Linked DNA regions of Homo sapiens: region 2 is linked to region 1. Evidence: read pairs that join two places in POLR2A ChIA-PET (ENCODE). Cell type or tissue: OCI-LY7. All regions are shown on one strand. Links, peaks and the distances in the headings refer to the core of each region. The heading gives the core; the rest is flanking DNA.

What was found. Peaks named below come from ENCODE experiments on the same cell type or tissue, not always from the same donor. Only the 100,000 strongest peaks of a DNase experiment are listed, where the experiment ranks them.
Region 2: POLR2A ChIA-PET joins it to region 1 with 7 read pairs; 3 of 35 experiments call an interaction of 5 or more read pairs at or near these places.

The regions. Positions count from the first base shown.
Region 1 is chr4:153,358,633-153,369,995 of GRCh38, forward strand. All of the region lies in intron 4 of MND1 (meiotic nuclear divisions 1), which reads left to right. Among named protein-coding and RNA genes, the nearest start is that of MND1, 20 kb to the left of the region's middle. In OCI-LY7, for the core only: no CTCF peak of the experiment used is centred there; no DNase peak of the experiment used is centred there.
Region 2 is chr4:153,491,960-153,503,322 of GRCh38, forward strand. All of the region lies in intron 3 of TMEM131L (transmembrane 131 like), which reads left to right. Among named protein-coding and RNA genes, the nearest start is that of TMEM131L, 31 kb to the left of the region's middle. RefSeq lists enhancers at 2,496-3,493, 5,735-5,814. In OCI-LY7, for the core only: no CTCF peak of the experiment used is centred there; DNase peaks (open chromatin) are centred at 5,452 and 6,672; H3K4me3 peaks cover 2,190 bases; H3K27ac peaks cover 4,338 bases.

The DNA of each region.
Region 1 (11,363 bases), core at 1,511-9,510:
ACAGTTAAAAAGAATAGAGTTGCTTTATAACGGAGAGTTGTTTTACTTCATCCTCTTTTTGTTTAGCAGTTTCTTTTGAATTTTTGATATGCATTATTTGACTGAAAGTCTAAAGATAATTAACATCTGTTTCTCCTAAACAATATGAGGAACTTAGAACGTTTTAATTTTCATCTTCCCATATGTCAAGATATTGTTTTTGTTGTTGCTGTTTTTATTGTTTTTTAATTTTCTCTTTATCAATAGATGGTTTTTTGGAAGCAGTTTTAGACTTACAGAAAAATATTGATGGAAAAGTACAGAGAGTTCCCAAACGTGCCCTTTCTCCCTCACCACGCACACAATTTTCCCTGTTATTGACATCCTATACTAGTGTAATATGTTTGTCACAATTGAGTCAATATTGATTTATTACTAACTAAATTCCGTAGCTTACATTAGGGTTCAGTCTTGGTGTTATACATTATGTGAGTTTTGACAAATGCATGATGACGTGTATCCACAATTATAGTATTGTACAGAATAGTTTCACTGCCCTAAAAATCCGCTGTTTCCTACTTGTTCATCCCTCTCTTCTCCCGAAACCGTAGCAACCACTGATCTTTTTACTGTCTCTATAGTTTTACCTTTTCCATATAGTTGGAATCATACAGTATGTAACCTTTTCAGATTGGCTTCCTTCCCTTAACAAAATGCATTTGAGGTTTCTCCATGTCTATTAATGGCTTGATGGCTCATTTCTTTTTATTGCTGAATAATATTTCGTTATATGAATATACCACAGTTTGTTTATCCATTGAGCTATTGAGGAACATCTGGGTCACATCCAAGTTTGGGCAGTTACAAATAAAGCTGCCATAAGCATTCATGTGTAGGTTTTGTGTACACATAAATTTTCAACACATTTAGTACCAAGGAGCGTGATTGCTGGATTGTATGGTAAGTTTATGTTTACTTTCTAGGAAACTGCCAAAGTATCTGTTTTTGCATTCCCAACTACAGTGGGTAAGAGTTACTATTGGTTCACATCACTGCCAGGATTTGGTGTTGTCAGTGTCTTGTATTTTAGCCATTCTAATAGATGTGTAGTGGTATCTCATTGTTGTTTTAAATTGCCATTCTCTAATGACATATGATTTGGAAGATCTTTTTTTTTTTTTTTTTTTTTTTGTGAGACGGAGTTTCACTTTTTTTGACCAGGCTGGAGTGCAATGGTGCGATCTCAGCTCACTGTAACTTCTGCCTCCCTGGTTCAAGTGATTCTCCTGCCTCAGCCTTCCAAGTAGCTGGGGTTACAGGTGCACACCACCACACCCAACTAATTTTGTATTTTTAGTAGAGACGGGGTTTCACCATGATGGCCAAGCTGGTCTTGAACTCCTGACCTCAGGTGATCCACCCACCTTGGCCTCCCAAAGTGCTGGGATTACAGGCATGAGCCACCACACCCAGCCCTGGAACATCTTTTTTTATGCTTATTTGTCATCTATGTAAAAGGAGGTGTTTAGATCTTTTGCCCATTTTTCAATTGGGTTTTTGTTTTCTCGTTATTGAGTTTTAAGAGTTCTTTGTATATTTTGGACACCAGTTCTTTATCAAATATGTGTTTTTCAAAGATTTCCTCTGAGTCTGTGACTTATCTTTTCATTATCTCAACAGCATCTTTCACAGAGCAGTTTTCAATTTTAATGAAGTCCAACTGGTCAATTTTTTTCTTTCCTGGGACATTCTTTTGGTGTTGTAACTAAATAGTCGTGGCCAAATCCAGGGGCATGTAGATTTTCTCCTATGTTACCTTCTAGGAGTTTTGTAGTTTTGCATTTTACACTTAGATTTATTATCCATTTTGAGTTAATTTTTGGGAAAGGTGTAAAGTGTGTGTCTAAATTCAATTTTTTGTACATACATGTCCAAAGTAACTGTATTTTAGTATAATTTACTTCTTTTCTGTATGTGTGTGTGTGTGTGTGTGTGTATATATATATACACATAAAAATACACACATATATACACAAAAATATATAAATATTTTTATATAAATAAATAAATAAATAAATACTATAAATATTTTTGTGTGTGTGTGAGACAGGGTCTTGCTTTGTGTGTATATGTATATACACATATATACACACATATACATATACACATATATACACATATATTCATATATACACATATATACATATATACACATATATATACACATGTATATATAACTACTAAAGTACCCAGGGTCTTGCTTTGTCACCCAGTCTGGAGTGTAGTGTCGCAAACATGGCTCACTGCAGCCTCGACCTCCCAGGCCCAAGCCATCCTCCCGCCTCAGCCTCCTGAGTAGCTGGGATTATAGGCACACCACCAAACTCTGCTAATTTTTGCACTTTTTTGTAGAGACAGGGTATTGCCATGTTGCCCAGGCTGGTCTTGAACTCCTGAACTCAAGTGATCCACCTACCTCAGCTTCCCAAAGTGCTGGTGGGTGAGCCACTGCGACCGGCCTGTAACCCTGTGCACTTTATGGATTTAAAAACACTTCAAGAAGGAATCCGTACTGAAGGACATCCTTTAGTAATTTGTTCAGCCAGAGTTTAAGAGTGGTAAACTCTCAATCTTTGTTTGAAAATGTCTAATTTATCATTGCTTCCCGAATATAGAATTCTTAGTTATTTTTCCTCAGCATTTTGAAAATATTACTTCATTGTCTTGTGGCATATGTTGCTAATGAGATGTTTTGCTATCATTCTGATTGTCTTGTTTTCCTTAGTAATCTCTCTTCTGTTTGCTTTTAAGATTTCCTTCAGTCTTTGATGTTATGTTTTGATGTTTTATCATGAATCCGAGTTTGCATGTTTTTATTTCCTCTTCTTTAGGACCCTGGCTGCTGCTTCCATGAAATAATTAAAGTCTCCTATTATAGAAAATTCTGGCTGGGCGCAGTGGCTCACGCCTGTAATCCCAGCACTTTGGGAGGCTGAGGCGGGCAGATCACGAGGTCAGGAGATCAAGACCATCCTGGCTAACACGGTGAAACCCTGTCCACTAAAAATACAAAAAAAATAGCCGGGCGTGGTGGTGGGTGCCTGTAGTCCCAGCTACTGGGGAGGCTGGGGCAGGAGAATGGCATGAACCCGGGAGGTGGAGCTTGCAGTGAGCCAAGATCGCGCCACTGCACTCCAGGCTGGGCAACAGAGCAAGACTCAAAAAAAAAGAAAAAAAAAAGAAAATTCTAAGGTGGTATTACTTAAGCTGTTTCCTGTTCCCTAATAGCTCTGTTCTTTCCTTCTGGGATTCCTATTTGTATCCTCATTCTATCGTCTATGTTGTTTAAGAACTCTTTATTTTTTCCATGTCTTTCCATGTCTGTGATTCATTGCAGTTAATTTTCTCAGCTCTCTTTCACTTACAGTTCTTTCCATAACTATTTCTAATCTGCTACTTAGCTGTTCATTAAGTCTTTATTTTAATAATTAGATTTTATCTCTAGAAATTCTATTTGGTCCTTTTTCAGTTCTGCCTATCCTGTTTTTCCTATACTGTTCTATTTCATTATGGCTTCTATTGCTTTCATCTCTTTTATAACTTTAAACATACTGATATGGCTTGGATCTGTGTCCACTCCCAAACCTCATGTCAAATTGTAATCCCCAGTGTTGGAGGTGGGGCCTGATGGCAAGTGATTGGATCTTGGGGGCGGTTTCTCATGAATGGTTTGGCACCATTCCCTCAGTGCTGTTCTTGTGATAGTGAGTGAGTTCTCATGAGATCTGGCTGTTTAAGTGTGTAGCACCTCCCCCGCTTTCAGTCCTGCTTCTGCCATGTAAAATGCCTGCTCGCCCTGAGTAAAGGATCCCTGAGGCCTCCCCAGAAGCAGAAGCCACCATGCTTCCAAGTAGAGCCTGCAGAAGCATGAACCAATTAAACCTCTTTTCTTTATAAATTACCCAGTCTCAGGTATTTATAGCCATGTGAGAACAGCCTAATACACATACTTAACTTATATTTTCAGATTACTTAAATATGTCAAATTTGGGGAGGGCTATTAATTTGATCTGTGTATCTGCTGGCTACTACCATTTGTAGTATTTTTTTAACCTGTATGTTTTTTAGTTTTTATTTATGAGCTCACATTCAATTGGTGATGTTTAGTCTGTGGGAGCCACAGATGCTCTGTGAAATAGTGGTTTAGGCTTGTTTTTTTTAGTCTCTGGGTACTTTAGTAGTTATGGACCAATTTTTATATTAATTTCTTGGCTTACAGTTCCACCGCCTCATGTTTTATACAGGATGAGTACTGCATAAAATTTAGTATGCATGTCTATACATGGCATGGATTGAGAGATTTGTTTTCCTATAGGTGACTTTCCCCCACCCCCACATGAAGTGCAAGATGGAGGTAAGCTCCTTGTTATTTTCCATGGAGTTTGCTGGTACTTTGAGCTATATGCTGGAGCTCAGTTCTAGCTCTCCTTGTCTCATGACCCTTCACACCTGTTTTCCTGGTGTGCATGTTAGACTCCTAGCCCCTAGTTACTTTTCTGTTGTTGCTCTTTGTTTTTTCATTTCTGTCACCTGGGGATAGTTCTTTTTTTTTTTTTTGAGATGGAGTTTCGCTCTTGTCACCCAGGCTGGAGTGCAGAGGCACAAACTCAGTTCACTGCAACCTCTGTCTCCAGAGTTCAAGCAATTCTCCTGCCTCAGCCTCCCAAGTAGCTGGGATTACAAGCGCCCGCCACCACACCTGGCTAATTTTTGTATTTTTGGTAGAGACAGGGTTTTGCCGCTTTAGCCAGGCTGGTCTCGAACTCCCGACCTCAGGTGATCCACCCGCCTCGGCCTCCCAAAGTGCTAGGATTACAGGCATGAGCCATTGCACCCGGCCTTATTTTATTGTTTTATTCATCATTCAAAAAATGTTTTTGCATGTTTTTTGAGTAACAGAAGATGTGCTGGATTTTGGAAATACATGCCCTCAGAGAGCTTTCAGTCAGTTGTAGGAGGACAGTGGGAGAAAAGGAAGAGGCTAGAGAAGGATTGGTGAAGAGATAGGTAGAGGCCATGTCTTATAGGTTCCTCTGTGGCATGATCAGGAGTTCGGACCTACCTAAGAGGGATGGAAAGCCAATGGAAATTTTTACCAGAGAAGTTACATGATGATAAATGCCTTTCTGAAGACAGTATGAAGAGCAGGTTGAGGGAAATGGAGCCTAGGATCAGAGAAATCAGCTATGCGGCTATTGTAATTGCATGGTTAACAAATGAGGACCCATATTGAGGTATCTGCACACTCACTAGGATGGCTACTATCAAAAACACAGAGAAGGCCAGGTGTGGTGGCTTATGCCTGTTATCCCAATACTTTGGGAGGTCGAAGTGGGAGGATCACTTGAGCCCAGGAGTTCACGGCCAGCCTGGGCAACACAGCAAGATTTATTACAAAATAATAATAATAAATTTTTTTCAAAAGAGAATAATAAGTGTTAGCAAGGATTTGGAGAAATTGGAGCTCTTGTGCACTGTTGATGGGAATGTGAAATGGTGCAGCTGCTGTGGAAAACAGTATGGTGGCTCCTCAAAGAGTTATAAATAGAATTACCCTATGATTCAACAATTCTGTGGTGTGCATCTGTGGTCTCAGCTACTTGGGGGGCCTGAGGTGGGAGGATCACTTGAGCCTAGGAATTCAAGACCAGCCTGGCAACATGGCAAGACTCCATCTCTACAAAAAAATGGTAAAAGTAGCTGGGGATAGTGGCAGGCTCCTGTGGTCCCGGCTATTCGAGAGGCTGAGGTGGGAGGATCGCGTGAGCCTAAGAGTTTGAGGTTGCAGTGAGCTGTATTCGTGCCACTGCACTGCAGGTTAGGCCACAGAGTCAGACCCTGTTTAAGAAAAAAAAAAAAAATCCATTTTTGGTACATATCCAAGACTTGAAAGCAGGGTCTTGAAGAGCTATTTGTACACCCACATTCATAGCAGCATTACAGTAGCTGAAAGGTAGAAGCAACCCAAATGACTTTCAATGAATGAATAAACAAAATGTGAAAGTGGAATATTATTCAGCCTTAAAAAGGAATGGAATTCCTTTTATTTATTTATTTAGAGATAGAGTCTCACCCTGTTGCCCAGGCTGAAGTGCAGTGGCACAGTCATAGCTCACTGCAGCCTCAAACTCCTGGGCATAAGCAATTCTCCAGCCTTAGCCTCCTGAGTAGCTAGGATTGCAGGCTCATCCCACCACAAGGAATGAAATTCTGACGAATGCTACAAAATGGATGAACCTTGAGGGCAATATGCTAAGTGAAAAGCCAGTCATAAAAAGACAAATACTCTATGATTCCACATATATGAGGTATCTAGAGTAGTCAAACTTACAGAAATAAAAAATAGAATGAGGCCTGACATTGCTGACCTTGGAAGATAGTTCCACTGGCACTCCTGTCCCTGACTGAAGAACCAGATGTTGTTGCCACCAAAAAAAAAAAAAAAACTATCCAAGCTACCAGTGACAATTCTGGAAGGTATGTGTCATTGGCTAAGCCTGGGTCACGTGTCCACACTCTAGTTGCCAGGAGAGCTGGCGAAGTAAATAATTGGGGTTTCTAGATTTTGTAGTAGGAGTTAGCTGCTTCCTGTTGGCACAAACAGTTCCCCAAAACAGAAGCAGGGTTCAGATGCTGAGCAGCACCCTTGCTCCCATGATAGATAACTCATAAAATAAGAGAAAAAACTCTAGAAAGGAACACAGGACATGGAGTCAAAATAACAACAAATTTATTGAATACCACTATCTGTTGTGTGTTAGATACTGTTCTAGGCACTTGGGATCCATTAGTTAACAAAGGTTGAAAGCAGGGAGATCAGATAGGTTATTGGAATAATCCAACTGTAAAGTTACAGTGGTTTTTTTATTTATTTTATATTTTTTATTTAAGAAAAAGGAAAGAGAAGGCCTCAGAAAAGAGAGGATCTTTTTTTTTTTCTTTTTAAGAGATGGGGTCTTGCTCTGTCACCCAGGCTGGAGTGCAGGGGCACAATCATAGCTCACTGCAGCCTTCAACTCCTGGGCTCAAGCAGTCCTCCCATCTCAGCCTCGCAAAGTTCTGGGATTACTGGTGTGAGCCATTGTGCCTGGCCACGGTAATGATGGTTTAAACCAAAGCAGTGGCAGTGGATTTGTGAAAAAATTGTTGGATTCTGGACGTAGTTTGAAATTAGAGCCAGTAGGATTTCCTTATGGAATGGATGTAGAGTGTGAGGTCAAGAAAGGAATTGTATTAGTTTTTTATGGCTGCCATAGTAAATTAGTGCAAACTTGGTGGCTGCAAATGCAAAAATTTATTCTCACAGCTCTGGAGGCCAGAAGTTAAAAATCAGTGTTACTAGGCCAAAATCAAAGTGTTGGCACAGCTGTTGCTCCTCCAGAGGCTCTCTGGGATAATCTTCCTTGCCTCTTTCAATTTCTGTGGGCTGCCAGCATTCTTTGACTTGTTGCTGCATCACTCTAATTTCTGCCTCTTGGTCACATTGCTTTCTGCTCTGCTGTATGTGTCAAATTTCCCTTTAATAAGGATACATGTGATTGCATTTAGGATCTGTCATAGTAATCCTTGAGATCAGTAATCTCATCTCAAGATCTTGAATCCCATCTGCAAAGTCTTTGCCACATAAGGTGCCATTCACAGGTTCCAAGGATTGGGACCTCCTATCTTTGGGGGACATTATTTAACCTACCACAGCAGTTGTGGATGAATTTTTTAAAAATTCAACTAAGATAGGGAAGACTGCAAGAGGAGCAGTTTCCTAAAGGAAAATCAGAAATTCAGCTTTGACCATGTTAAGTTTGAAGTGACTGTTAGACAAAGAAGTGGAAATATCAAGTAGACAATTAAATATATGAATCTGTAGTTCAGAGACAAGTCTTTATAATTTAACCAACGGCTTCACTAATCTCACTGCAGATGGGGGAGTCCTCACTGAACCCTGACTCTCAAGTTGTTCCACATTTTCTTTGAAGTTATATATTTAGAGTGTTATTGGTTACAAGTACTAGGACATTACTCACACTAGTGGGTTTGTTTTAAGGAACTAGAAATAGGAATGGGAAAACATGTAAGAATAATAACTGGTATTTATTGAGCACTTGTGCCTGGCAGTGAACCATGGTCCTAAATATATTATCTCATTTAATCCCCACAGTATTATGAGGTTAGTATTATATTTGTTTTATAGATGAAGAAACTGAGACACAGAGAGATTAAGAGCTTGTCCAAGGTCTCACAGTAAGTGTGGAATTGGGATTCCGTCTCAGGTATTTTGACTCCAGGGTCCTCATTCTTAATCACCGCTTCTCAAAACAGGTAGCCTGTCTTTCCATTCTCCCCTTCTTACTCTCCCCGCCTCTCCCCTTGGCTGCCAGAGTTGGGTGGAATGGAAGTCTCAAAAGAGCGGTGGCTGGGCAGATATTCTAAAAGTGCTCACCTTATCTCTCTTTTTTTTCAACAGCCTTGCTGAGATATAGTTTATATACCATATAATTCACCCATTTAAAGTGTATGATGTAATAGTTTTTAATATGTTCATTGATAGATGTACAGTCATCACTACAGTCAATTTTAGAACATTTTCATTACCTCAAACAGAAACGCTCTACTCTTTAGCTATTATTCTGAATCTTCTCAGCCCACTCCTCCCACACAGATCTAGGCAACCACTAATCTACTTTCTGTCACTGTAGATTTCCCTGTTCTGGACATTCTATATGAATGGAATCATATAATATGTAGTCTTTCATGACTGACTTCTTTCCCTTGTCATAGTATTTTCAAAGTTCATCTATGTTGTAGTATGTTTCAGTACTTCATTACTTTTTATGGCCAAATAATACTCTGTTGTACACATATACCACATCTAATTTATCCATTCACAAATACACCACATCTCATGTATCCATTCATCTGTTGATGGGCATGTGAGTTTTTTCCACTTTTTGACTATTCTGAATAATGCTGCTCTAAACTTTGATGTACAAGTTTTTGTGTGGACATATGTTTTCATTTCTCTTGGGTGTATACCTAGGAGTAGAACTTCTAGGTCATATGGTAACTCTGTGTTTAATTATGTGAAGAACTGCCAGACTGTTTGCCAGAGCAACTGCGCCATTTTATAGTTCTGATAACAGTGTGTTAGGGCACTCATTTCTCCACATCCTCCCAAAACCTATTTGAATTTTTGATTCTAGCCATCCTTGTGGGTATGAAGTGGTATCTCATTGTGGTTTTGGCTTCCATTTCTCTGATGACTGGTGATGTTGAGCATCTTTTCATGTGCTTCTTGGCCATTTGTATATCTTCCTTGAATAAATTTTTATTATATTCTTTGCCCATATCTCTTCTCTTAAACGTGATGCTGTATTTTTCTTTCCTGCTAGGAAACAACGTGCATATTCATCACTCAGCAAATTTTTAAAATCTTAGTTATGAATTTAGAAACTTTATACAAGGTAATTTACTTATGGGCCTTACTGAACTTCCCTGTCTTCATGTTTTTTTGTTCTTGCTTTTATCCTTTTTGAGAATTCCCTTTTCTCTCCTCTCTATTTAGCCAAATTCTAAACATCTCTCCTCTCAGAAACCTCCTCAAGCTCTCATTGCTTAAAATATTCTTACCCTTCTCTAACCTCCTGTAATATTTTTTATCACAAGTAAAATATATTGCTTTGGCATGTACTGCTGGTTGCCTAGCTAGTCAACATTGTCCTCCTCTTCTTCACTAACAAAACACTTTGTTAAAGGATAGTGTGTCTTACTAAAAAATACTCATCTTTCCAGACTCCCTGGCAACTAATGGTGGCAATGGGAAGCAGGTCTGATAAATGAGATGTAAGTAGAAGACTAGCTTTGACTTTCCTGGGAAAGTTTTCACTTTCCTGAAAAAGGCAAAGCTTCTTTCTCCTCTTTTCTGTGATATGCATTACTGAGATAAAAAGCATAAGGATGAAAGTTCTGTTCATTCATGTCCATATCACATTCTCAAAGAATGACAGAGCCTGGAAAAAAGATCTTGGGTCTCTGGTGGCATCATGAGATACTGTACTAGCCTTATTTAATCCAGTTTTAGTTAAATATTGTTATTTGTGGCCGAATGTGTATTCTAAATGAATACTACTGTTTTGTAGCCTTTAAAAAAAAAGTGTGATTTAGATTTTGTATTAGTTATCCATTGCTATGTAACAAAAATATGTACTCCAAAACAGGGTGACTTTAAGAAATACCAAAACAGGGTGACTTTAAGAAATAGACATTACTATCTCACAGTTCTTGTGACTCGTGAATCCCAGCATGGCTTAGTTGGGTACATCTGGCTCAAGGCCTTATGTGAGGTATAGTCAAACTGTTGGCCAGGGCCATATTCTCATCTGAAGGTTTATCTGGGAGAGGATCTGCTTCCAAATCCAATCATGTGGTTATTGGATTTAGTTCCTTGCAGGGTCTTGGGCTGCAGATCTCAGTTCTATGATGGCTTTTGGCCCAAGGCCTCCCTCAGCTCCTTACCACATGGTTTTCTCCGTAGTACAGCTCACAGTATGGCAGCTGGCTTCTCTCAAAGCAAGCTCATGTGTGAGAGTCCAAGACAGAAGCAGTAGTTTTTTTGTATCTTAATCTAGGAAACAACATCCCATCACCTCAGCCACATTTTATTCCCTAGAAACAAGTCATTAAATTTAGTTTACACTCAAGAGAGGAGATTACACATGAGCATAAATACAGGCATACCTCAGATATTGCAGGTTCAGTTCCATACCACCACAATAAAGGGAATAATGCAATAAAGTGAGGACAGAAACTTTTTGGTTTCTCAGTGCACCTAAAAGTTATATTTATACTATACTGTAATCTATTAAATATGTGATAACATGTTTTTAAAAACTAATGTACATTAATTTAAAAATACTTTATTGCTAAAAAATGCTGATGAGCATCTGAGCCTTCTGTGAGTTGTAATCTTTTTGCAGGTGGAGGGTATTGCCTTGATCTTGATGGCTGCTGACTGATCAGGGTGATGGTTGCTGAAGGGTAGATGGCTATAGTCGTTTTTTAAAAATAAGACAACCGTGAAGTTTGCTCCATTGATTGATTTCACAAAAGATTTCTCTGTAGCATGTGATGCTGTTTGATAGCATTTTACCCACAACAGAACTTTGAAAATTAGAGTCAGTCCTCTCAAACCCTGCCTCTACTTTGTCAATTAAGTTTCAGGAATATTCTAAATCCTTTGTTGCCATTTCAACAATGTTCACAGCGTCTGCATGAGGAATAGATTCCATCTCAAGAAACCACTTTCTTTGCTCATCTATAAGAAGCAATTC
Region 2 (11,363 bases), core at 2,027-10,026, 130 kb after region 1:
AAAGTGTTGGGATTGTAGGCAGGAGCCACCACACCTGGCAGTTTTTTCCTTCTTGTTTTGAGATGGGGCCTTGCTCCATCACCCGAGCTGGAGTGTAGGTAGCATGATCATAGCTCGCTGCAACCTTGAAATCCTGGGCTCAAGCGATCCCCCTGCCTCAGCCTTCCAAGTAGTGGGGACTATTGGTCCATGCCACCATGCTTAGCTAATTATAAAAAAAAAAAAAGAAGGTTTTTAAAAGATGGAGGTCTCACTATGTTGCCCAGGCTGGCCTCAAACTCCTGCGCTCAACAGTTCTCCCATTTTGGCCTCCCACAGTCCTGGGATTACCGGCATGAGCCACTGCACATAGCCCAATTTTTTCTTTTTAGTTCACTTTAAATTAAAAATAGAGTTTGAAGAAAATTAGAATTTTAGCTAAACCTTATCCAAATTATTACATTTTCCAAATTGATGAGGCTTCAGGGAGATTTTCAAATATTCTGAATCCTTATTAATATGCACAAAACTTTGTTTAAATCATAGGCGGAATCTCAAGGTTGTGTGTAAAATAAGTCTACCACTTTGGACTTGGGAAAACAAATATTCTGATGTAATAAGTGATTAGAAGAAAATATAATAGTAATATGAAACTGGCATGGCATGCCTGCTAGACAGCCCCTGAAGCATATTGGTTAAACTAGTAGGTTATAAACACAGTCTGTGCTCTGAAGGAATGTATATAGTTTTAAGAGAAGGAACATGTGACTTGGGCTACACTTAAAGTGTAAGGTGTGTTTATGAGCAGAGTTTTAAATTTAGGTGTTTTTTTTAACTTATATATCTTTTCTGGCTTTGTATAATTTGGCTCAGGGCTGGGGGCAGGGTGGAAAGAATAGACTGGAAAGTGGGGACCAAGATGGAGGAGTTGAGTGGATAAGAGCAGCAGGCTGAGCTCAGGAGGAGAACTTGATAAGGAGTAGGGGAAAGGAAGGTCAGGAATGAGCCAAGGCTGGGAGATCAGATGGTGAGATACAGGTGGATGTGGTAATGATGACCTGAGGCAGGAGATTTTTGTCTAACCTCAAGGTAGGGTAGTAGCTCAGTGGCTAAAAGATATGCTTGGGACTGGGTGCGGTGGCTCACGCCTGTAATCCCAGCACTTTGGGAGGCCGAGGCAGGTGGGTCACAAGGTCAGGAGATCGAGACCATCCTGGCTAACATGGTGAAACCCCATCTCTACTAAAAATACAAAAAATTAGCCGGGCGTGGTGGCAGGCGCCTGTAGTCCCAGCTACTCAGGAGGCTGAGGGAGGAGAATGGAATGAACCCAGGAGGCGGAGCTTGCAGTGAGCGGAGATAGTGCCACTGCATTCCAGCCTGGGTGACAGAGTGAGACTCTGTCTCAAAAAAAAAAAAAAAAAAAAAAGATATGTTTGGGGCTGGGCGCAGTGGCTCACACCTGTAATCCCAGCACTTTGGGAGGCCAAGGCGGGTGGATCACAAGGTCAGGAGTTCGAGACCAGCCTGGCCAGTGTGGTAAAACCCTGTCTCTACTAAAAATACAAAAAATTAGCCGGGCATGGCGGTGCGCACTGGTAATCCCAGCTACTTGGGAGGCTGAGGCAGGAGAATCACTTGAACCCAGGAGGTGGAGGTTGCAGTGAGCCGAGATCGCACCACTGCTCTCCAGTCTGGGCGATAGCACTAGACTGTCTCAAAAAAAGAAAAAAAACGCTTGGAGCCAGACCGTCTGGGTTTGAATCTGATGTCATACTGCTTAGCTGGTGACTTTTGGTGAGTTGCCAAACCTCTCCATGCCTTAGTTTGCCCCTCTCTCAAATAGGGGTATTGTTAATAGTACCTACCACAGAGTTTGTTTTGAAGATTACATAAATCTGTGTAAGGCATTTAAAAGCCTTGCATGTAAATGCTCTAATGTTACCTGCTATGAAGTTGAAAAGGTCATTTTCTTAGTGGTGGCTGCTGTGTAACAGTGATAAGGTTTCCTGATCTGGCTGACACCGTTCCCTGGCTTCCGGGTGACAGAATCCTTTTTTTAATGAGTTGTGTCTGAGAAGCTAGAATTGTTGTGGGTAAGGACCTGGGCTCTGGGTTTGAATCCTATCTCTGTGGCTTTCCAGCTATGTGATCTTGAGCCTCAGTTTTCTCATCTGTAAAAGTGGGCCAGTAGTACCTATCTCGTAAGGTAAGGATCCCAGGGGTTAGTCTATGTGAAAGAAACTGTTAATAGTGGAATTTGTAGTTGGCATCGCATATCAAGGTGTGTGCGTGCTTTAGCGAAATTCCATTCTTAAGAATTTCTTAAGGAAGTAGGATAAATTTACAAGCTGTATTTACAATTATATCCATCTGTTTATATTGGGGAAAAATTAGGAGCAACTTAATGTCCAATAGTACATCCATATGGATAATGTAGTACAATATTTGACAGAGAAAGGTGTTTATGATACTTCTTTACAGAAAAATTTTCTGTGGAGTCTGGAAGAATCTTCTAAAATATTCAGTGTTTTCATTTGCTAATGAGATTGTATTTTTTTATTATGCCATAAGGTACATTAAAAAGTAAGACATCTTGACTTGGGGAAACTCACAATAAGGGGAAACAGACGTTTAGACATAACTATCTTTAATATCTGATACAACAGTCTTATTGTCCTGAGCACCGTGAACCGAGGAAAGCCCCTTCTGCCAAAGTTTTCATCCTGTTGCAGACCTTGCCTATGGCTGTCTCACCTAAACAATAGGAAGTTGTCTTCTTGCAAATGAGGAGTGATTATGAGGCTATGGAAAATGGAAAAGCTGGAAAGTTCTTTAGCTAACAGCTCTCCGTCGGGAGCGCTAAGAGGGCCTCAGCACCAGTGGGCTTGGTTAGGGGGATATTTTAGACATTTGCTCTGAGACCAGTGCATTGGGTGACCTGCCGGGGCTCCTGCTCTGCCGGGTGTTCACCCTTTACCTGCGTGATCCGGGGAAGTGTGAGAGGGGTCTGGGGAGGGGCAGTAGCTATTCACCAAACTCTGAACCCAAAATATCTGAGACAGATCTGTACCAAATTAGAAAGTTGGTTTTATGGCCAGGCATGGTGGCTCACGCCTGTAATCCCAGCACATTGGGAGGCCGAGGCGGTGGATCATCTGAGGTCAGTAGTTTGAGATCAGCCTTGCCAACATGCTGAAACCCCATCTCTACTAAAAATACAAAAATTAGCCGGGCGTGGTGGTATGCACCAGTAGTCCCAGCTACTCAGGAGGCTCTGAGGTAGGAGAATTGCTTGAACCTGGGAGGCATCCTAGGTTGCAGTGACCCGAGATTGTGCCATTGCACTCCAGCCTGGGCGACAGAGTGAGAATCCGTCTGAAAACAAAAAAAAAAAACAAGTAAGTTAATTTTGCCAAGGTTAAGGATATGCCCGGAACACAGCCTCAGGAGGTCCTGTGCCCAGGGTGGTCGGGATACAGCTTGCTTTTATATATTTTAGGGAGACATGAGACATCAATGAGTAGGTATAAGGGGAGGGCAGGGGCTTCCAGGTCATAGGTGGGTAAGAGAGAAAAGGTTGCATTCTTTTGAGTCCTTGATTAGTCTTTGAGTGAATACACAATTTAGTCTGCCTCAGTGAATGCATTTTTACATAAACAATAGGTCAGAGGAAGCAATCAAATATGCATTTTTTTCAGGTGAGCAGAGGGATGACTTTCTGTCTCCACCTGTGAAGATGAGCTATCAGTTTACATTGCCAGGGTGAAATCCAACAGAACGTTCTGGGGTAAAGATCTTGAGGCCTACAAGGAATTTCCTTGTGGGTAAATTGTGAGGGAGGTATGTAACTTTTAAAATCTTTGTAGCTATCTTATTTAGGAATAAAACGGGAGGCAGGTTTGCCTGGCATGATTCCCAGCTTGACCTTTCCCTTGGCTTAGTGATTTTTGGGTACCGAGATTTAGTTTGCTTTCACAAAACAAGTGTGGAACTGTTTCAGTGGAGTAATGAGGATGTGGCTGTGCTGAGCTTAAAGGGGCGGATGTCAGCCCTGGCCAGAAAAGAAGTCTGAAGATGGATTCCTAGAGTGCCAACAAGGCCTCCGAATGCCAAGCTAGCCCCTCTCGAGGGCGGCGAGACCTGAAATCAGAAAGGCAGTTTCTTTAAAATAATCCCATTCAGAGTTGGGGCATCAAAATAGATTAGGCTATGGGTTTAACGGATAGGAATTCTTTAGAAAGGTATCAAATTATCCTTGCCTAAGCATTACTTCACAGGCTGGTCCTAACCTAGTTTTGCAAAACAAATCAAAACATTTTAAATCCATGGAACACTTTATTTAAACAGAATTTTCTGTAGAAGCCTGGTACAAAAATTAAATACGGGGCTGCTCCATTGCATCGAAAACGGGGAGGCCCACTGAGGCACAGGGATAGTTGCTTTTCCAGGACCACCCCCCTCATGTCAGTATTATTCAGCAGGGAACACAACCCGTTCCCCCAGCCCCACAGGGATTTCAGTAATCTAAGTCCCCTCTGCATAGGTCACTGTGACAGTGTCATTGTCATTCTCTTTGGTTTTGTTAGTGAAAGATTTAGGATTCAGTGTTTATGAAGACTTGTTTTGTTTTTGTTTGAGACAGGGTCTCATTCTGTTGGCCAGGTTGGAGTGTGGTGGCATGATCCTGGCTCACTGTGGCCCCACCTCTCAGGCTCAGGTGATCTTCCCACCTCAGCCTCCTGAATAACAGGTGTGAGCCACCAGTCTGGCTAATTTTGTTTATTTTTTTTGTAGACATGGGGGTCTCACTATGTTGCCCAGGCTGGTCTCAAACTCCTAGGCTCAAGTGATCCACTCGCTTTGGCCTCCCAAAGTGCTGGGATTACAGGTGTGAGCCACTGTACTTGGCCTATGAAGACTTTTTTTTTTTTGTTTTTGAGACAGGGTCTCATTATGTGGCCTAGGCTGGAGTACAGTGGCACGATCATGGTTCACTTCAGCCTTGAACTCCCAGGCTCAAGCGATCCTCCCACCTCAGCCTCCCTAGTAGCTGGGACTACAGGTGCGTGCCCTCATGCCCAGCTAGTTTTTGTGTTTTTTTGTAGAAATGGGGTTTTGCCATGTTGCCCAGACTGGTCTTGAACTCCTAGGCTCAGGTGATCCACCTGCCTCAGCTTCCTGAGGTGTTGGGATTACTGGCATGAGCCAGCACACCTGGCCAAGATTTTCGAAGGGAATGTTTTTGAGGACTTTGGGGAAAGTTTGTCTCCCCTCTGAAGGATGCCCGTGAGTGTGTGCTGCTGAGAGGATGGCAGAATGGCAAGGTGGGAGCATTCTGCAAGCATCATGACATCATTGAGCTACTGAATCAACCTTCCCTAGAACTGGCTTCCAGGACTTTGGGTCATATGAGTCATGTGAGAAAAATATTCTCCTCTACCTTTTTCTGAGTTAGGCCTCATGCTGCTTGAAGCTGAAAACATCCTGTTACACCTCGGTTTTAAGCACCCTCCCCTGGCCTCTGAGATAAGCCTCTCAGGAACCTGTGGCTCTCTAACCCAGTTTGAAACGTTTTGCTCTCCATAGAATTGTGTACCAGGAGAGTTATATTGATTAAATTAGGTCTTACATTTTATGTTATATATTCAGAGACATATATTTGTAGTCTGCATTTCAGGTAAAGCGTTTTCCATGTTGGAGGTCAAATCCCACGAGGTTCACGTATCTATTGCTGCTGCTTTACCCTGTTCTGGAAAAGAAAGTTATTTGCCTGCCGAACGCACAGACATGAGATTAGAAAGTGATGACAAGCGTTAATGCTTGGCTCTTTTTATCATAGACTATACTCTTTTCTACTCTATTATTTCATCTGTGTTTGTGTAACATGTATCTCACAATGCAGAAATCTTTTTTTTCTTTTTGTTATGAAAAATTTCCAAAAAAAAAAAAAAAAAAAAAGAAAAGTTGAGAGACTTGTACGGTGAACACCCAGATACACATCTCCTAGCTTCTACAGACATCCTTAAGGGTTCTGATGGCAGAGATCCGTGTGTAAGCATTTTGAAGTTTTTGGCTAAAGAAAAACGTTGTGTTCCGTTCTTTTTTTATTGTGTCGGATTTAAGGCACAGCTCCTGTTCAGCCTGCCTGCTATTCTCTGAGTTTATGTAAGTTTGAGGAGGTGGGTGGGAGAAGATGTAGGAGGATGGAAAATGAGCAGCTTGCTTTATTCACAAATGATGCTTGGTAGGCTCTGGACAGAGCCAGGGGTTTGGGGGAGTCCTGAGCATGGTGCCCTTGATCTGCTCTTGCACCCTCTGAGGCTGAGGGGCCTGGGAGGAGCCCTCCTCTGCTGGGAACTTTTCCTAAAAGCCCACTTACGGACAGAGAGGCAGGGTTTACAGCAGCAGAGCCAAGGAGGGCTGAGGCCAGCTTCCTTTGCTCTCCCACTCATTCCCAGCTCGCTATTTAATTTGACATCCTGGAACATGTGTTTCAGTGAATTGGTTCATAAAAATGTTTTTTGCAGGATTCTGGAATAGAGGCTGCACATTCTTTAGATACATGGCTAATCGCACTATGTGAGAGAGCGTGTGGGTGTGTGTGTATTTTTGGAGGTGGGTAGGGAAGTGGGGGGTGAGCAGAGTTCTTTCAAGCTCTCTCTTCACAAGATGCAAATGTTTTTCCCCTTAGGGTTTATAGAGAGTGTGAACAATGAGGAGTTGAGATCCTGTGGCCCTTTGGTCCCCAGGGTCTTCTCATTCGGCCCTACTGAGCAAGGCTGGCTTCCCATTTGCTCTCATCTTTTTCTCCTTCAGTCACTCTGGAAACTAGTAGTTAGGAGCTGGAAATTGAGAAGCTGCCATTTAGGAGTTTATGCAACAAATGCAGAGGAGAGTCTGTTCCAGACTTTGCAGTTATATCAACTTAGAGCTTTTGCCAACCTTTCTTGGAAAAAAACCCACTGGAATTAAGTGAAACTTCACAACACTGCACAATGTAGCCAATTCTGCATTTGGGGTATGTAAGCCTGGAACTGTGGGAAGCTGGAAGTTGCCCCTTAGTATTAACGTTTGTTTTTGTTGTCCTTTTCCTTGAATGTAGTCTTACGTAGAGAACTTGGACAGCCTGTCATTTTCCAAAACCTCTGTGGCTCATCCTAGGCACAACTCATGTCTCTCCTTTCTTCTGTTAGTGTTTAGGGATGGGCCAGGCCTGAACTAACCGTTTCAGGGCTCCGAGGCTGCGCCTTGTAACTTGTGAGCACTGGTTCTGGGCAGTCGCCTCCCTGCGGTTAGTGGTGCCCAGCCTCCAGTCGCTGTAGCTCAGACATGGCCTCGGGAGGTTTGGAGGATGCCCAGCGCTTGTCTGCCCATTGTTGCTGACCTGCCGCATTGTGTGATATGGCTCCATGTGCACATCTTCCATGGATTTATCAGTCTTGACAGGAGTCTTCCACTTTCTGCCAGTGATGAAATAGATCTTTATGATTTTTTTTTTTTTTTTTGAGATGCGTCTCGCTCTGTTGCCAGGCTGGAGTGCAGTGGCACAATCTCAGCTCACTACAACCTCTGCCTCCTGGGTTCAAGTGATTCTCCTGCCTCAGCCTCCCAAGTAGCTGGGACTACAGGCACGCGCCACCATGCCCGGCTAATTTTTGTATTTTTAGTAGAGAGGGGATTTCACCATGTTGGCCAGGATGGTCTCAATCTCTTGACCTCGTGATCTGTCCACCTTGGCCTCCCAAAATGCTAGGATTACAGGCGTGAACCGCCGTGCCCAGCCCCTTATGACATTCTTACCCTGATTGGTTATTCAGCTTCAGCTTGAGCACTTCACGTGATGGGAAGTTCACCTTTGAAACTGACTTTCCATTTTTGAGCCTCTCTCATTGTAAAGATGTTCTCTGATTTTGACTTCACATTTGCTCTCTTTAGTCTTCCACCGTCAGATCCCAGTCTCACAGACTTGAGACAGTTATCACATCTCTTCTCTAGGTTGGTTTTACCTAAATTTTTTTTTTTAACTCGCCCAGGCTAAATTATTCCTCATGTTTTTCAGTCAGTCCTAATGTTAACTTGGTCAGAACCAACCTTCCTTCCTCCCTTCCTCCCTTCCGTTCCCTTCCGTTCCCTTCCCTCTGTCCCATCCCTCCCTCCCTTCTTTCTTTTTGCAAGAGTAGATAGGGTCTCACTCTCTTACCCAGGCTGGAGTGCAATGGTACAATCATGGCTCACTGCAGCCTCAAACTCCTGGGCTCAAGCAGTCATCCTGCCTCAGCCTCCCATATAGCTAGGACCACAGGCTTATGCCTCCCCACCCCCAGCTAATTTTTATATATTCCTTTGTAGAGACAGGGTTTCTTTATGTTGCCCAGGCTGATCTTGAACTCCTTGGGCTCGAGTAATCCTCCAGCCTCAGCCTCCCAAAGTGCTGGGATTACAGGCGTGAGCCACCACACCCATCCCAGAACTTTTTTAGTTTAAATTTTGCCAATAGTGGATAGAGTGATTCTGTTGAGATCTGAATGGTGCCCTATGTAGTGAATCCATTTCTTTTTTGGTCTGGACTCTACTTATTTTAATGAAGCCCAAGATTTCATTAGCACTTCTAGTAGCAGTGTCTTTCTACTTGGATCGTGTTATTTTATGGCCAAACAAGATCAAACACAAACAAAAACCTTTGGGTCCGTCATCTTCTTTTTATTTTAATGGGAACTGCTAACTTCTCTTTCTCAATATACACTTAAGTAATGAATTGCCTTCTTTAAAATACAAATATTTACATTTGGCCTTGTTAAGCTTTATCTGGATGATTTAGAACTATCTTAGCCTATTGAGACCAAAGAAACACACACGCTCACACACGCGTGCATGCACACACACACAGGCATGTGCACTTTTTTCCTAGTTGTGAAAATCGATGGAATGACTACATGGCTTAGTCTCCTCTTTCTCCAGAGACGCCGTTTAATGATCAGATAGAAATTTAAAAGGTTAATAAAAACCTATAGTGAAGAAATGCTATCAGTTGATAATAGAGTTAAAAAAAAATTCTGGAAGATAGAAAGTGGATAACTGATAGAATATGGTAACTGATGAAAGTGGAAGATTAACAGGGTACGCCAAGTACCCTGCACAGTGGATTTAGAGAATCCCACCAAGCATATTGTGAAATTTTAGAATAGCAAGAATAATGACCATACTGGATGCTTAACTAAAGAAGTGGGACTTATAATGCCCACCTCACAGGGGTTTTGCAAGTTTTTTTTTTTTTTTTTTTTTGAGACGGAGTCTCGCTCTGTCACCCAGGCTGGAGTGCAGTGGCGCGATCTTGGCTCACTGCAACCTCTGCCTCGGGTTCAAGCAATTCTGCCTCAGCCTCCTGAGTAGCTGGGACTACAGGCGCGTGCCACCACACCCGGCTAATTTTTTGTATTTTTAGGAGAGACAGGGTTTCACCGTGTTAGCCAGGATGGTCTCGATCGCTTGACCTCATGATCCGCCTGCCTCGGCCTCCCAAAGTGCTGGGATTACAGGTATGGGCCACTGTGCCCAGCTGAGTTTTGCAAGTATTAATGTAAATAATGTGAGTAAAGCCTCTACTGTATTTTCTGGCACATGGTAAGGAGTCTCAGGGTATGTGTGCAGGTGTTGTATTACTTCTTGCCATCACTTTTCTTACCATCATCACTGTCACTGCTATGGTGGTGAAGAAGCATATCAGTTAGGATTAGGACCAGTTTCATGAGACAGAAAACCCAGTAACATAAATGAGATAGAAGCTTTCCTCTATACTGCTTATCTGAGAGAGCAGAGGGCAGGCCAGGACTGAGGTGACAGCTTCATAATCATCAAGGCCATGCCTCCTCTGTCTCCTAATCCAAGGTGACTGCCCAACCCGCAGGATCATCTTCATTTCCCCTCCAGGATGGAGGAAGGAGCTAGAGTAGGATTTCCCCTCTACCTTTTCCAGGTCACTTCCTGGAAGTATCCCCCAAAGGGTTTTTTTTTTTTTTTTTTTTTTTAAATGGAGACAGAGTCTTGCTGTTACCCAGGCTGGAGTGCAGTGGCATGATCACGGCTCACTGCAACCTTAACATTCAGGGCTCAAGTGATCCTTCCACCTCAGACTCACAAGTAGCTGGGACCACAGGTGCCCGCCACCATGCCTGGCTAATTTTTTGTAGAGATGAGTTTTCACCGTGCTTCCCGGGCCGGTCTCCAACACCTGGGCTCAAGCAGTCCTCCCACCTTGTCCTCCCAAAGTGCTGGGATTACAGGTGTGAACCACCGCGGCTGTCCCAAACTTGTATATACATCTCATTTCCAGAACTTAGTCATATGGTTGCATCTCAGCTGCAAGTGGTAGACTGGGAAGAGGAGTCTTTTCTGCAGCCATGTGCCTGTTTCAAAATGTCTTCTTAAGGAGGACAGGAAAACAGCTACTGGGTTTGGCAGCTAGCATTCTCTTTGTCACAGTGAACCTTATTAGTATACTCAATCCTAGGCTTCTGTAAGGTATCATTTATTCTGACTCTTTGGGAGTTAACACGAAGGATCATTGATATATTAACTTGTGCGTTGGTTGAAAAATGAATTATGTGTAAACTAATCATTAAACCATAGAAGCTTTTCAAATGGCTGAATGTGCATTGAAATGGCTTCTGCTGAAAAAGTTCAGTTTAACATTACTTTGAAAAACTTCTGCGTATAGAAGAAAATTGCAAATTATTGAAACTATCTTATGACACTGGTATTAGTCATACATTATTTGGGATGGAGATAATTCATGCAGATTGCTTTGAGTATGAGAAGATGCTTAGAGCATTTGGTGTTTATAATTTCTTGTTACTTGATCTCTCTGCCCTGGAAGTGCTATAACTCTTGATTGTCACTCCTGAGAAATCTATGTCTTAGGTTTTTCACATTATTACCTTCTATTATGAAGATAACTAGGGGTCAATGACCCTTTTCCTAGATGTAACATTTCTAGAAAGCCAATTACTGCAAAGTCTCATTTTGCAGGGTCATCTTTTTTTTTTCCTCTACTCTTCCTGACCATGTTTATTCCTATTGACCCAAATACTTGAGATTTATTTTTAGTTAGAAGAACTCAGAGATGCCTAAAGGCTAATCTTAAACTCTATAAACTACATTAAAACAAAGATATAATTTCAGTTTCTCACACTTAACTTGGAGAGTGTTTTCTCACTTAGAAACTTTCTCAAAAACCTTAACACTTAGCAAATGCACATGTGATGTTTTCCATTGCTATAACTTTCTCATTTAATTCACTTTTTCCTTTATTCATTTTTAGAATACGGGGGAACATTTCAGGGATTTGGTTATTCCTCCTTTCTCTGGGAGCATAACATCACTTG